3 separate regions of the Mus musculus genome follow, and all the other regions are linked to region 2. Evidence: chromatin loops called from intact Hi-C (ENCODE). Cell type or tissue: left cerebral cortex. All regions are shown on one strand.

Region 1 (5,000 bases), 91 kb after region 2:
GATCCAACTGGGATTGATCACCAAACAGCTGGAGGCTCAGTGCAACTGTCACATCCTGGTCAAGTAAGCAGAAGGATGAGAAATGAAGCCGGAGCCGCGGCCTGTCTGAGCAATGATGAATTCGATGCAGTAAGGAACTGATAAACAAATATTGTTCCTTGGGATGAACATAAAGACGGTTGCCACCGGAACACAGAGGCAACTGATCAAGGCCAGACACAGTAACCCTGACTTGGAGCATTTAAGGATGAGAAGAAATGTGTAGAATAATAAATAATTAATTGCAGCCAGGGATTAGAGTGTGAGAGAAGAGTCAAGGATGAAATGAACCTGTATACATAGGCAAGCTATCCAAATGCCTGAAAAATCTTTCAGCCGAGTGGATAAAACAGTAAATACAGATACCCCACAAAATGGGAATGTAGACTCCGCAAACGAGCCTCAGCAGCCTTGTGTTCTAAGCAGTGGGACTTTCTGATGTCTGCTCGCCAGGCTCCCAGAGAAAAGGCTCTCCTCGTGCTCAGTCACGGGATTCATTTCTGCCCCGGGAAAAGCTTACTCTCTGTGTACCCCCAAATGAAGTCAATGACCCAACACTGGAGTGGCTCGTTTACCTAGTACTCTGTCTCCTCCCCTCCTTTGTCTCTGTGGGCATACGATGTGATACTGCACTCTTAGGTGGCCAGATAACGTGCTAGAGCCAATGCAATGTGGACAGAAGTTACACATGACCCTTCCACACAGAAGCCAGCAAGAGGTTAGCAATGTCTCTTTTCCTTCTGCTTCAGTCACTGTGTTCCAGACAGAGCTACGCCATTAGACAGCAGGGAGCAGCGAGGCAGCCAAGCTGGAAAGCACGCCCTATGGAAGATACATCACTCTGTACATCATTGAGATGTGGGGGCCTTTTGTTGCCGTAGCAAAGATGTACCTATCTGGTCCTGAGTGACACGTTCACACACCGAGACTCCTAGGGCAGGAAGGATAATGTCAGAGATGCAGAGGGCATCTCATCCACCTGCAATTGTCTGTCCGTCACAGCTTACCTCGCTCAAGTGGCTCCCTCAGAGAGTTCACACGAGGGCTGTGGGAACTAAGCATACTGAATTTCAGACGTTCACTCCTTGCTCATGACCAAACAAATTGGTACTAATGACTAACTGCTCCATCCAAAAGGAAAAGAAGAGGGGGAAAAAAGCCAGAGAGAGAAAGAAGGAGAAATCGTGACAGAGATGTAGGCATCCCGCCTGTGCTCGGGTTTCACAGCCCATAGCTATAAATGATACCATTAGAGGAGCACACATTGCCTTAGATGGAAGGCACAAAGAAAAGCACTCTCTCTGATAGTTTAGCAACACATTGAGATTTCATGTCTCAAGGTAAAAATAGGCCTAACAAATGAATTAAATTTGGGAGCTGCGCTGAAGCGAGGAAGGCTGCCATCAAGAAGCACGCCGTGGGAGGAAGGAGAGACATATAAGGTGCAGTGTTCTCTCTGCTGAGGAACGCAGCCGAAGGGCGAGGGGGAAAGGATTTTCCCGAGAGAGAAAAGTAACCTTGGGGAGTCAGAAATGTAAAATACCATGCTTATGAAATCAATAAGGAAAGCAAATCTGAAAACCACTTGCCTTTAGAAAAGATGAGAGCAATCTCACTCAGCACCTACAGTATTCTTGTTTTTCAACATCAGAGGAGGGGGAAAAAGATGCCAAGAAAATAAATACTGAAGGACACTTAAAAGGCACAAACTTCCGGCCTGATTGCTCACGTTTCCGGTTGCGCGGGTCCTTTTCTTTAGTTTCTCTTTAAGTTTCACTAAAACGAACTCATTTCAATTATGTGATTCACAGCCCTGTTTTTAGTGCTTCACAGACATGCAAGTAAATACAAGCCATGTAATGACGTCCAAAAGATAAAAGTCCATCAACGCCTAAGTTTCTTGATGTTGCTGTCTAAGGCACAGCACAGTATATCTCTCCACCCACACGCTATATGTGGGAAGAAGTAGAAAAAAAAAGTCTTATGTTAAAATATACAGTATTTAAATTAGACATGGTAACACATGCCTATAATCCTAGCACTGAAAAGCTGAGTCAGAAGGATTATATATTTGAGGCCATCCCAGGGTAGGTACATAGCAAAACTCTGGAGGGAGAAAATACTTTTTTGCATACTACTTATATCAAAGTATAAGTTTATGACTAACATCAATGTTAAGTTCTTTGAAGATAACTATCATTTCTTGCTTTCCCTTGTATCTCTCAAAGCTGCCTAGCATGTAGAACTTAGCACCCAGTAGGTATTTAATAATTATTTTATACTTAAATGCAATGAGTTCTCCGTCAGTCGGTCTTGCTATAGATGGCTTCCTAGCAATAAAGTATACACTGTTTCAATAGAAAGTTTGCATAAATTTTGCACCAGGTACATAGAGCCTAACTGAATCTAAATCTGTGGCCCTGAAATGTTCCTCAACTACGCGGTGGGCAGAATCAATGAAAAGATTAACTCGGTTCAATTACTTTTCCCAGACAGCTGGAGAACTGCCTGAGAATCCCTCAGTGATGTACCCATGGCTCATTCCCTGAGCTGAGCTCCTAGACATAGGTGAGTCTGTTCCAAGAGATCCAAATAGTTTAGGCACAAAGTTGAGGTGACTCACTGCCATAATCACCGGAAGGTAGAGGAATTGTGTACTCACTGTAGACACGGACCTGGAACAACTTATTCATGGATGTCTCAACCATTCTTGTGGTCATTCTCTCCAAGCATAGAAAAAAATCTAAGTAATTCACCAACCCACACAGGCAACGCTAGCTGTGTATGTTCTCATCTGCCTTGACAAAACAAGAACTCTGTGATTAAATTGTGTATAGTTCTGCTTTGCTGCCTTAAGGCCAAAAAAGAATGTTGGAGGCTGGAGAGACATAGTTTTAATATCACAAACTTTATATTTTACATTTCCTCAGATGCTAGCAGAGACTTCCAGGAGCCTAAAACACCAACTCCAGCCATGGCTTTTCCAAACTGGCTATGAAGACACTCAAAACCAGCACAGGAATTAAGACAGGACAAAGCAGTCTTGGGTTGACACTCTTGTTTGTTCATTTAAAACCATTGCATACACTAGCAAGATTTTGCTGAAAGGGCCCTGATAGAGCTATCTCTTGTGAGACTATGCCGGGGCCTAGCAAACACAGAAGTGGATGCTCACAGTCAGCTATTGGATGGATCACAGGGCCCCCAATGGAGGAGCTAGAGAAAGTACCCAAGGAGCTAAAGGGATCTGCAACCCTATAGGTGGAACAACAATATGAACTACCCAGTACCCCCTAGAGCTCGTGTGTCTACCTGCATATGTAGCAGAAGATGGCCTAGTCGGCCATCAGAGGAAAACGAGGCCCATTGGTCGTGCAAACTTTATATGCCTCAGTACAGGGGAACTCCAGGACCAAGAAGTAGGAGTTGGTGGGTGGGGGAGTGGGTGGGGGAGCGGGTGGGGGACTTTGGGATAGCATTGGAAATGTAAATGAAATAAATACCTAATAAAAATAACAAAATAAAAATAATAAACAGAGCATGCCATGCCATGTATGCTTTTACATGGAATTCAGTGGTCCCGAGACCATTTCTATAAAGTCTATCAGCAAAGCTAAGTTTCAAACTTCCCTTAGAGTAAACTAATTCAGAAAAGGAAACACTGGTGACATTCATTATTTGTCAAAGACTAAGCTGAGCACTAAGTTATAATGGAGACCAAATGCATAGGGTGTTATTAAAAGTATTTAGGAAGGGTGGGGTTGGTTCAGAAGACAAAGAATTTATGGTGCAAGATGAAAATCTTCATTCAGATCTCCAACCCATGTAAAGTTAGATGCAGTGGCATCTTTAACCCCAGCACTGCTCTGGGAAGATGAGAGGCAGGGACAGAAGAGTCACTGGAAGGTCATGGCATTTACAGTAGTAATCAAGAGACCCTCTCTCAAACAAGGTAGAAGATAAGAACCAAAACTTGAGGTTGTCTATCACTCATCAATGTGTGTGCCCACACTAGCATGTGCACACACACACAAACATGTAGGCATCTGCAGTAATGTTGTTAGCAATAGGCCAGTGTTGATAAGTGCACTCACAAGGTCTAATTCTGCAAAAACCTGGACTAACATGGAAAGCTAAGTTGTACTGCAGACTAACAAGAAAGCATCAATTGACTATAGGCTATGGGTATGGATTCATTCTTTTATTTATGAGTTTATTTAGTCAGTAGATCAAATCCCTGTTTTGGGCATTGGGATACTGATGAATAAAATAAATGAGTTTTCCTATCTTGATCCTCACGTTTTATGGACGGAAACAGAATACAAACTAGCAAGCAAATGAAAAATTATACTTTTGGTGCCATTAAACACTATGAAGGCAGATAAACATAAGATCAGAGAAACAAATTAATTGGTGAAATGGGAGGCAAAATAGATAGTAAGCATATTAGGTCAACTATATTTCATCAGAGACAGGAACCACATAGGCACTCTAAGGTTATATTTAATTTCCGTTTTAATTAACAAAGTACTAAAACTTAATCCCAGATTAGCAAATCAAATGAGAGAAAGCACACACCACCATCAACAACAACAAAATAACGGGAATCAACAAACACTGCTTATTGTTTTCTTTATTGAAAGATAACCAATGATCTCAATTCCCTAATATAAAGACACAGAAACAATGGGTGAGAAAACAGAATCCACCCTTCTGCTGCATCCCAGAAACACACCTTAGCATCAAGGACATTACCTCAGGGTAAAAGGATAGAAAAAGATATCCAAAGCAAATGGACCCTAGAAGCAATCTGGTATTGATTGCCATTTTAATCTCTGACACAATAAACTGCAAACCTAACCTAATCAGAAGAAACAGAGAAAGATGCTACATATTCATCAAAGAAAAAAAAATCTACCAAGAGGACATTGTAATCCTTAACATGTATGCACCAAACAAAA
Region 2 (5,000 bases):
GTACTTTAAGTGTTTAGCCCACTCTATCTTCTCTTCAAAATACCTAAGATGACATAGACAGTAATGAAAGATTAAGGTTCTATCTCTATGAACAAAATTAGCAGACTTACCCAGGGACCTCTTAGATAGTTCTGTGACATCCAACAGTGGAGTTGAACAGGCCCTTCTGTGCTTCATCTGTGCAGAATATTTCAACCAATACAAAATATGAAAAGAAACAAAAGTCAGAAGTCTGGTGGTTTCTCTCCTCTTTCCCCAGGCCCTTCACTCTTACTTCGGGACCCATAAACTATGGCCTTGCTACTAGTTGACATTTTGAGATAGCTTAAAAGAAAAAAAAAATCTACCAATTCTTTTTCCTGTATCCATTTGGAGACCAATTCTAAGAAAACTTCGAGAGAACTGAACACTCTAGGACCATCCTAGCCATTTGTCCTTGGCATAGATTTCCAAGTACTCTGATGTATTTCAGAAGCATTCCCAAAATAAAGTTCACAGAAGAATAATGTCATGAAATGCCTTTCAAAGGAACCTTGGAGACAAAGAATTTGGGGGAAAGGATGTATAGCCTTTTCCTGGATGCTCACAGTGTGTGGAACAACTTCAAAAATATCCTCAGGAAGCAAATACGCTCAAAGTTTTCTCCACTGTCGCCTAAACCCTTTGCTAGGAAATAAAGTTCTCCGATAACAATTCTTAGTTCCCTACTTAACAAAAAACTTTACAAAACCATCCAGACAGATGCTCATTAAGGGAAACAGGAAATGGGGTTAAGATCAGTACATTTCCATGCGTGAAGCTGCCCCAGGTGAGTGTCTGCCTGACCCAGACCGGTCGGTAAGGAGGTCAGTCCATCCTTTAACTACACAGTCAGTTGTGCCCCAGATTTCATCTGAGAAGAGAAGCTCTCCTGCACCAGAATTGTCTGTAAAAATAAATAGATAAATAAGGGAGGGCAAGCCTCAAATGTTGTCTGATTGCAAAATAAATTAAAAAGTCTACTTCTCTCTAGCCACAGATGAGTAACCAGCCATCTCCCCCCCCCCCCCCCCCGCTTTCATTTGTTTGGTTTTGTTTTGGTTTTTTTTGTTGTTGAATGTGTTTGTTTGTTTGTTTGTTTGTTTATTGAGGCAGAGTTTCTCTGTGTATCCCTGACTGACCTGGAACTGACTCTGTAGCTCAGGCTGGCCTCGAACTCAGCGACCCACCTGCCTCTGCCTTCTGAGTGCTGGAACTAAAGGTGTGCTTCACCATGGCTCAGCCAGAAAACATTTCAATATCTACAAATGGTGCATGAATAGGAGAAAGGAAGTAATGTTCATTGCTGTAAAGGGGAGCATACTCCAAAAGTGACTCTGTGTGCCAGTGTCTTAATTCCTAAATTCTCATCAAAATATGAAATTTAATCAAATGTTAATGTAAAAAGTTCAACAGACTGGATAGATTAATAGACCTGAAATAAATTGGATGTTTTTTAAAAAAATACTCATTCACAAACCAAGCCAAATCTTCACAATGAATCCTATAACAATGTGGTTACATTCTTTTGAGAAATAGATACTTGCTACATTATATAAACAATTCCAGGATTCCAGGATGTACAGAAAGACCTAATCCTCCTGGCTTAATTTACAAAGCTAGTATAATCCTGACATTAAACACAGCACAATACACATACACACGCACACTCATGCACACACAGACAGACACAGAGAGAGAGAAGGGGTGGGGGGACAGAGGGAGAGCAAGCACTGGCATACTCAATTCAGTAAGAAGAACGAACATAAGCAGAATTTCTTGCCAGACTACAAGGCCTGTAATTCTCCAAAGTACATTGCTGCATTTATGCTTAAACTGGTTGATAAGAAATTGGTCAAGTCCATTCTTCTACTGGACATGTAACTTTTCTCAACTTGCTTTATATCAATAGTTTTGCTATAGAAACCATGTTGATTATTATATAATATGTATTATTAAATTATTTAAAATGAAGTGTTGAACAAAGCAACTACACAAGAGCCTACAGAAGAGACAATCAATCTCAGACACACATTTCTCAGGCGTTTTTCCCTTTGAGGCTATTGGTGACAATCCAAGAATACTTCTTAGCTTGTCCTCTATTTACTTTGTCCTGAGCTCAACAAGACAATGTCTGGTGTAAGACAAGGATAGGGTTAACTTGTCCTTCCAAGTCATTCATTCATTTCTCAACTACCCATCAAGCTGAGAGCTTGGTGCAAGTGAAACTCGGGCTGCCATCCAGGAAGGAGAACACACCTGTACCCCCTCGCTTTTCCTGGGGCCATGGCTTTGCTGGTACATTTGAACTCTAGCGTTCTCTGATTTCACTGTTCCACTCTAACTTGGAAATCTTTCCCAGTGGCCCTGGACCTGGATCTCTTCGATAACCAGTTTAATACATCATATACGTTCCCTCTGCCTTTGGCCTTCCATCCCCATTGAAAACCTTATTGCCGTTACACCTCACAGAAGGTAATAGGGAAATATTTTTAGGAAAAACACGACTAACACCTAAAAATTACAGAGATAGCAAACGGCATACATTTAAGGGAAAGTGAGCAGCAAGACGCCTACCGAGAGCCATAGTTTTGGGCACACTTTTAACTGATGGAATTCACACAGTTTCTGTAGGAAACTTGAGCGCTTGGCATCCCATCTTCAGAGAACACAGAACTGCAAAGCTTAGATGGAGCTCCTTTTCTAGAGTCCGGAAGCAGCTGAGTTTAATCCAAAGCCTGCACTGAGTCATCAGAACTACACTTTCTTCCATATGAAGCCAGCCAAATCATTTTTATTTTGAGCCTTGAAAGTGAGGTATGAATGTGAGAGAAACAAGATTTTTTTTTTCCTTTTGTGTTTTGTACCTCATTGTGAAATGAACATTCAGTGGTGTAGATTTCTTCCCACCATCAAGGCTAGAAGTTTAACAGAGATAAATCATCAGTTCATACCACCAACTTTAGGATCGTCGATGTCTAGTTATCTGCTTTACGGATTTTTTTTCCTAATTTAATATCTATTAAAAAATGTTTCCTTTTATATCATTGTCGTGATTGCTTTTATGAGCCATCTAAACCGAGCTAAGGATGCCCACATCACTGGTAAAATATCTCTGGGAATATGTTAGGATATTTTCAGATGAGTCTATCCTTTGAATCAGCAAAGGCTAAGCAAAATACATCCTCAACAGGGCAGGCCAGCATCATTCAGTCTACTGAAGGCCTTAATGGAACAAAAAGATACAGGAATGGTGAGTTCACTCTCTACTTGAGCTGAGACCCATCTTCTCCCTGCAGAGGGATCTGCCCTCCAGATTCTTAGGCTCAAGCTTGGACAGGCACTACCACCACTGGCCTTCTCTCTTCCCAAGCCCAAGCCTTTCAAATGAGACTGAGACTCACATCACTGGCATTGTAGTTGTTGGGCCTCTGGAATTGATAGCTTCTGTGGTTCTCCAGCTTACAGATGGTGGATAATAGAACTTCTTGCTTCTATAATCATATGAACTAAGACCTATAATAAATTATCACCGGTGTCAATGAATCCACCTATATCTATATGATTCCTATGGGTTGTATCTCACTGAAGAACCCTGACCAATACTCATCATACTTGATTTTAGGTCCTGTAATGAATAAGCCTAATTCATCTTTCTGGTCGTCTTTTCCTCCTAGGTACAGTTCCATCTGCTTTTCTCTTTTCTTTGGGAAATGCTTATACCTTACACCAGCACATACATCAGGGAGCCATCAATTATAGTAACCGATCCATATATCAGAGGCTGGACCCTCTGGGCAAACTAAAGATGGCACTTCAGGAAAAAGGGCCACCCCTCTCTGATACAAAGGCTTAAGATGCTAATCTGAAAGCATGCAAGAAGAGGTGACCTGGTGAAAAAGTCCTAGCTGCAAACATGTTACGAAGAATGAGGCTAGACAAGAAAGAGGCCTGACATCACTTGGGTCCCTGTGTCCAGTGGCCCTATGTAGAAGAATTTTAATCCAACAGCACGGCTGCTCTGGGACGGGATCAGGGATCACATCCAAACGCTTTCTGTGTCTGTGTGATCCGGCTGGAATGACACATCTTTAATCCCTCTGGCTGGAATACAGACACATCCTTAGTAAACACCTTTAATCACAAACAATCAAGGCAAACTTAGTTTGTGGAATAAGGCAGCTATTTTTGAAAGTGATATCTAATTGAGGGGGCAGACAAAGTGACAAATCAGAGAAAGATTTGACAAAATTAGTCAAAGACAGGATAGTCCCAACTCTCATGAGAAGAGACAGGAAAGACATGCTACTTACCAGAGCAGCTGAGAGAGAAAGGGATGGAGCGAGGTAAGTTGGGGGGCGGGGGGTGAGAAGTTTCTACTGGGACAATTTTACAGAGACAGGTTGTAGGTGAAGACAGAGTGAGCCAGAGAATAAAAAGGAGCCAGAAGATTAGATCAGATTGCCAGAGTTAGTTTGAGGCCAAGCAGAGCAATTTAGTCAGAAGCCAGCTTAAATCAATCAGCTTGGAGAAGAGTTTTAAGCCAAGATGGCTGACTTAAACCAGCCAGCCAGGGTTCAGAAAGAACTAGAAAGAATGGGCTTATTACAACAGTAAGACTCAGACAGGGACAACAATTATATCTGACGATGAAAAGTTGCTTTTAGAACTCTGCAGAGCCAGTTACATTCTCTACTACTCTTTTCTTTCACCTACACAGCTGCAAGTTGCATTTCTGTCACTTGCAATGAAAAGTCATAATTAATATGTTTCATAAAGAATGCCCCATTGAGCTAGTCCATTTTTCTTTTAATGAACAAAGCAGTCACAGAACTTTGACTTACAGTCTGTGCTCCCTGCAAACTATGATGGCACATGGCAGATGCACAGATCTTGTGGGAGTAACCAACCAATGTCTGTTTTGGTTTATGGCCCACTCCATGAGAAGGAGCCCATACCTAACACTGCTTGGGCAGCCAAGC
Region 3 (5,000 bases), 74 kb before region 2:
CAAAATGCAGAAAAGCAAAGTCAAGCTATCATGCTTTCTGTAAACGCTGAATCACAAAGACTTGCTCTGGTACTAAACCGGATGAAATGAGAACCTGTTTCTAAGACCTTCCATGACACAGGTTTTCAGGCAATTTTACTGAGAGCCAATTTCAGGGTAACGGTGCATATTTTTAAAATAAACAAAACATAAGATTATTTTACTATATTAGAAGAAAAAATAAGAGGAAAGAGTCCCCGAAATAAGTTTGTAAATTGAACAACCAAACGGACCATACAGTTCCACGCCTAAACCAAAAACACCAAATTGCATATTTTTCAAAGGTGAATGTTGTGGTATCTATTACATGCTAATCAGTTTTTTTTTTTTCACTAGAAGAGACTAGAGCTCCAGAGAACAAAAATACCAATGTGTTATTTGGACCAATCTCAAAAGACGAAAGCGTCACTGCCAACCTTCACGGTATAGTCACTGCAAATGTTTCCAGTCCCACCTCGCACCCATGCCAAGTCAGGAGTATAAAAATGTTGGTAGTATTAATAGTCTTTGGTATTTCCAGCGTTGGTACTTAAATTCTAGCTAGGGATCCCCTGCACATTCCTCAACACAACCATGAGAATTATCTTCGTACTAAATGCCAGCTAGGTCTTTATAAAAAGGGTCTTTTCTCAAACCTCTATTGTTTGTCAGGGCCACATATTTGATTATAGGACACAGAATACACACTTGCCTATAGGTGTTTCCTATGGGTGGGGGGACCCTTTGTGGGACAAAAGAACCATGAATCCCAAAGAAAACTTCAGAAAACTTAGCAGTATATGTTTCTTCACAGACCCAATAGGAAAGCACCGATGGATGCTCTCTTTGAAAGAGATTCAGTAAGATAAACCCAAGAATAGATAAGGGCTCCTCAAAGGAGAACCACAACTGATTGTCCTAGCATTAGTGATGTATGTTATATTGCTGGGTTCAGAGCATGTCTTTTCCCTATAAATTTAGTTTCTGGTAAGATTCCCAGAAAGCTGGGTGTTTATAGCTGAGATGGGAGAAAGACGTCAAGCAGTTGTTAATTGGGCCAGAATCCCTGCTTCTCCGCTGGTACAAGGCATCGGCATGATTCCCGGGTGGGGGTGGGGGGCCCTTCCCTCTCACCGCTCCATAACTGTCCCTGTCTCCCTGGTCCGCCTCAGATAGGAATTATCTCCAAGGATTCATCTCCTTGAATTCTCCCTGCTCTGTTTGTTTTCCACTTGACATCACACATAATGTTTTTCTCTCCTAGTCACCACACAAAATATCATCCCATTACTATTGCATTTCAAAATCAGCGAGATGCCCTATTTTTAATAATAATCTTAATTATCAGTGATAATTACAATCTGTTGCAAAATGAGTCCAAAAACTCAAGACATCCCGATAATTTATAGTAACTCGTTCTGATCACAATGAGCCAAGATACAGTTTTTAAATATACATTTTTCTTTACGATTTATTTTTTAGATGTATTTATTTATTTGTTTGTTACTTATTTATGTATATGGATTGTGTGTGTATATTGGCATACCAGAAGAGGGCATTGGGTCCCCTGAGACTACAGCTATCGATGGTTGTGAACCATCATGCAGGTGCTGGAAATTGGACTGAGGACCTGTGGATGAGCATCCAGTACTATTAACGACTGAGTCATCTCTCCAACCCTCCCTTAAGGTATATTTTTAAAACATCTCTTTTATTAAAGAGATAGAATCAAAGGTGTGGTAAACATTTAATAAACACAAAAGGTATCTTTGAAAATATGTTGGATTTTTTTTACACTTGTTTATTTATGTATGCATTTGAGACAAGGTCTTGCTACGGAGCCAACATGGATGGAAATCATGGTCCTGCTGCTTCGTGCAGTTTGCCAAATTCTGAGGTGACATGGATAACCCGCCACATTCTGTTTGAATCCCATGAAGAAGACAAAATAAAATCGCTTCTCAGAGAAGTCCCCACCAACCGAGAGCGTGAGTGGAATAATCCAGTTCCAACCATGCACATCCACAGGCTGGCAAGTGGGGGTCGGGGGGGGGGGGCGGTCGGGGCAGGCTAGCAAGCGGGGGATGGGGGGGGGGGAGATGCTTCACGTAAGGAAGACGTAGCCAGGCTGCACATCATGTGACTTGCCTACACTAAAAGCAGACCTTGGCGAATACTGTGCCGCAATAATATAATTCCGGAAGGAAAAAGTCACCCGTCAATAATCACCAATAAATGTTCCTTTTCCTGAAGTGCAGAGTTCCATACTAAACAGTATGAACTAAGGAATTGAGAAGTCACAGCCTTTCCATTGCCTGAAACCCCAATTTAAGTCTCTCAAATCACGAAGCAAAACAGGGTTATTCTATGCCCCGCTCCCGCCTCCAAGTTCAACAGGAAGTGCCAAAGAAAAATCTGTTCTTAGAAGACTGGGCAACCAGAAGCTAAAGGATTTCCATTAAACTGTAGCAAATAGGACTGTTCCCCTGAGATTTCTAACCTAATTAGTCAGGCGAAAGCACCTTTCAGATATCTTTCTGCTCATGTGTTTAGAGATGATTTTAACAAAAAAAAAGAAAGAAAAAAGAAAAGAAACTGAACGTATTTCTCCGGCTGCTATCTATGGAACACAGCCTGTGCCACTTGAGGTAGGAGTCTAACAAAAGCAGACTGGGATGAAAATTAGAGTCCTCAGCAATGCAGACGTTGCCAGGCAGCTCTGGCTTAAAATAGTAATGGCTCGCTGCTCCATCGCTAGCTGACCCTCGATAGAGTGGGTCAAGTGTAGACGCAGGAAGGAATGACACTAGTTTAATCAAATGGATTTTTTTAAAAAGATTTATTTATGTCATTTATATGAGTACACTGTAGCTGTCTTCAGACACACCAGAAGAGGGCATCAGATCCCGTTACAGATGGTTGTGAGCCACCATGTGGTTGCTGGGAATTGAACTCAGGACCTCTGAAAGCGCAAGCAGCCAGTGCTCTTAACCGCTGAGCCACTTCCCCAGCCCACTGAATGGGATTTTCAATAATAACAAGTGAATCCTGGACCACAGTCAGTTACGTCACATGAAAAAGAGATGTTGAATGTTGAACACGCTTTGCTCCGAGGTGCCAACTCAAACTGCCTTCCAAACAGCTAAGCCCAGTTCAGCCTATTGGATAAGGTGTGATCTCATCTGGATGTTGGTCTCAGCGTTTGTGTTTGTGTTTTTATTACACCATATAAGCTGCACACACACGCATACACACAAATACGTATAAAAATTTAAGTAACTAAGTAAACGGTGCATCCCAAGCCAAGAAGTAGAGCACACTAGCCCCGAAGTCTCCTTTCCCATCGCTATTTGAGCTGGCCACGTTCTCCATCTTCTTCATCAGTGGTAATGGTATAGTTATACACACATTCCGGCACAATCGTTTCCTCTTACTCATTTCCATTTCCTCAGAACAGAAACGCGGTGCAGGCAGATTGTAGAGTATGACTTCTCTGTCTAACTGTAAGGACACTCAGCGATGTTGCCTGTGATTGTCATGCATTTACTTACATTACTGATCAATATTCTAAAGTCTTTCCAGTACACACAGATGGAGTGCATTGTACAAACATGACTTGTGATGTTTTTATCCTGGAAGTGATGGAGCTCTGTTTGTGTGTGTGTGTGTGTGTGTGTGTGTGTGTGTGTGTGTGTGTGTGTGTGTGTGTTTCCTTTGGTATGATCATATATCCAAAAACTAGAGAATCTAGTCATTTCATGCTTATAGTTACAAATTTTCCTCCAATTTTTAATTGAGGTATCCCATATCTTCTTGTATCTTCTGGTCTGTATCATTTCCTAGTCAGTATCTCCCTGGCTGGTGTTTTGGACATCCTGCTCCCGTGTGCATTTCCTGGTCCATTTGGACTTACTTCACTGTGGTGATGATCAAACCCTATCAGTTCTGCTTCCGTTCTTATCAGTCACTTACACAGCCCGCAAAGGCTGGGATGCCTTTTTTATTAAATCTACTGCTTAATGTTATAAAGAGAGATTTTTACAATCCAGGCCTGTATCTACTCCTTAAACGCATTAATGATGAATTTACACCAGAATAAAAGATGAAACTTGAGCTCTTCCTGCCACAAAATAGAAACAGTTTAGCTCAGAAATTCAAGGCCTAGGCTCCATCAATGCAGGCATTATGATCTCTTAACATATTGAATTGCTTTCTATTTTCTGAATGTAGTTGCAGACTTTGATATTGCAGCTAACACTAGGATTCTCTCGTCCCCTAACTGAAAGAGCCCTAAAATTACAGAGGGAGAAAGATGCAAGATGTTACTATGTTTCTTTCAGAGGCATTCTTCAACTATTTACCCAACATGCCCCAAGGTCAAGGGCAAGCTACACTGTCACTGAGAAAAAGCCTTTTCTCATAGAATCTCTGACCTGCAGGAATGCGGCCTGTTCTGAGAAGTCCTGGGTGTGCCCAGCAGAGAATCTCCCTCCCTTCTCTGGGCGCTGATCTTTTAAGCCTTTTGGGTCCTTTGGCTTGTGGCTGTAATCTGTCTGTTTTCATTGTCTTTCCATTACAAAGCAAAAGGAAAATCAAATACGTAGAAATACTGTTATAGAAAGGTCAATAGACTACTTACATTTTTCAGATATAAACAAATAAAAATGTGCATTTATTTCTTTCTTAAATCCACAGGTAGAATTCTGAAAGTAACCTGGCAGCCAGCCAGTCTAGACAATCAGTGAGTTCCTGATTCTGTGAAAGACTGTCTCAAAAAAGGAGAGAATGACGGAGGAAGACAGTTGCCCTTTGCCCTTGACTTGCACACATTGCCAAATGCACATGTGCAGATGCATATGAACAATCATGCCAATTATGCACATATATACAAGGCGGGAGGAGGGAAGGAGAGAGGTGGTTAAGTCCTGCAAATACTTTTTTTTTTCTCTTTGAGAAAGGATCTTGGAAAAGTCGGGGCTACA

Evidence for each region. A loop is a pair of places that touch in the nucleus more often than their neighbours do. Peaks named below come from ENCODE experiments on the same cell type or tissue, not always from the same donor. Only the 100,000 strongest peaks of a DNase experiment are listed, where the experiment ranks them.
Region 1: a loop joins it to region 2, with 6 times the contacts of the local background. A loop is called at or near these places in 4 of 42 quality-filtered maps.
Region 3: it touches region 2 in a loop (4-fold over the local background); 4 of 42 quality-filtered maps call a loop at or near these places.

What each region holds. Positions count from the first base shown.
Region 1 is chr10:99,306,733-99,311,732 of GRCm38, reverse strand. No RefSeq gene overlaps it. Among named protein-coding and RNA genes, the nearest start is that of Gm34921, 38 kb to the right of the region's middle. In left cerebral cortex, no CTCF peak of the experiment used is centred here; DNase peaks (open chromatin) are centred at 530, 1,347, 1,904, 2,728 and 1 more place; H3K27ac peaks cover 2,804 bases.
Region 2 is chr10:99,397,991-99,402,990 of GRCm38, reverse strand. No RefSeq gene overlaps it. Among named protein-coding and RNA genes, the nearest start is that of Gm34983, 59 kb to the left of the region's middle. In left cerebral cortex, no CTCF peak of the experiment used is centred here; a DNase peak (open chromatin) is centred at 2,721; H3K27ac peaks cover 1,659 bases.
Region 3 is chr10:99,472,448-99,477,447 of GRCm38, reverse strand. All of the region lies in intron 1 of Gm34983 (a long non-coding RNA gene), which reads right to left. Among named protein-coding and RNA genes, the nearest start is that of Gm35035, 14 kb to the right of the region's middle. In left cerebral cortex, a CTCF peak has its summit at 2,889 (motif pointing right); DNase peaks (open chromatin) are centred at 484, 981, 2,431 and 2,685; H3K27ac peaks cover 1,861 bases.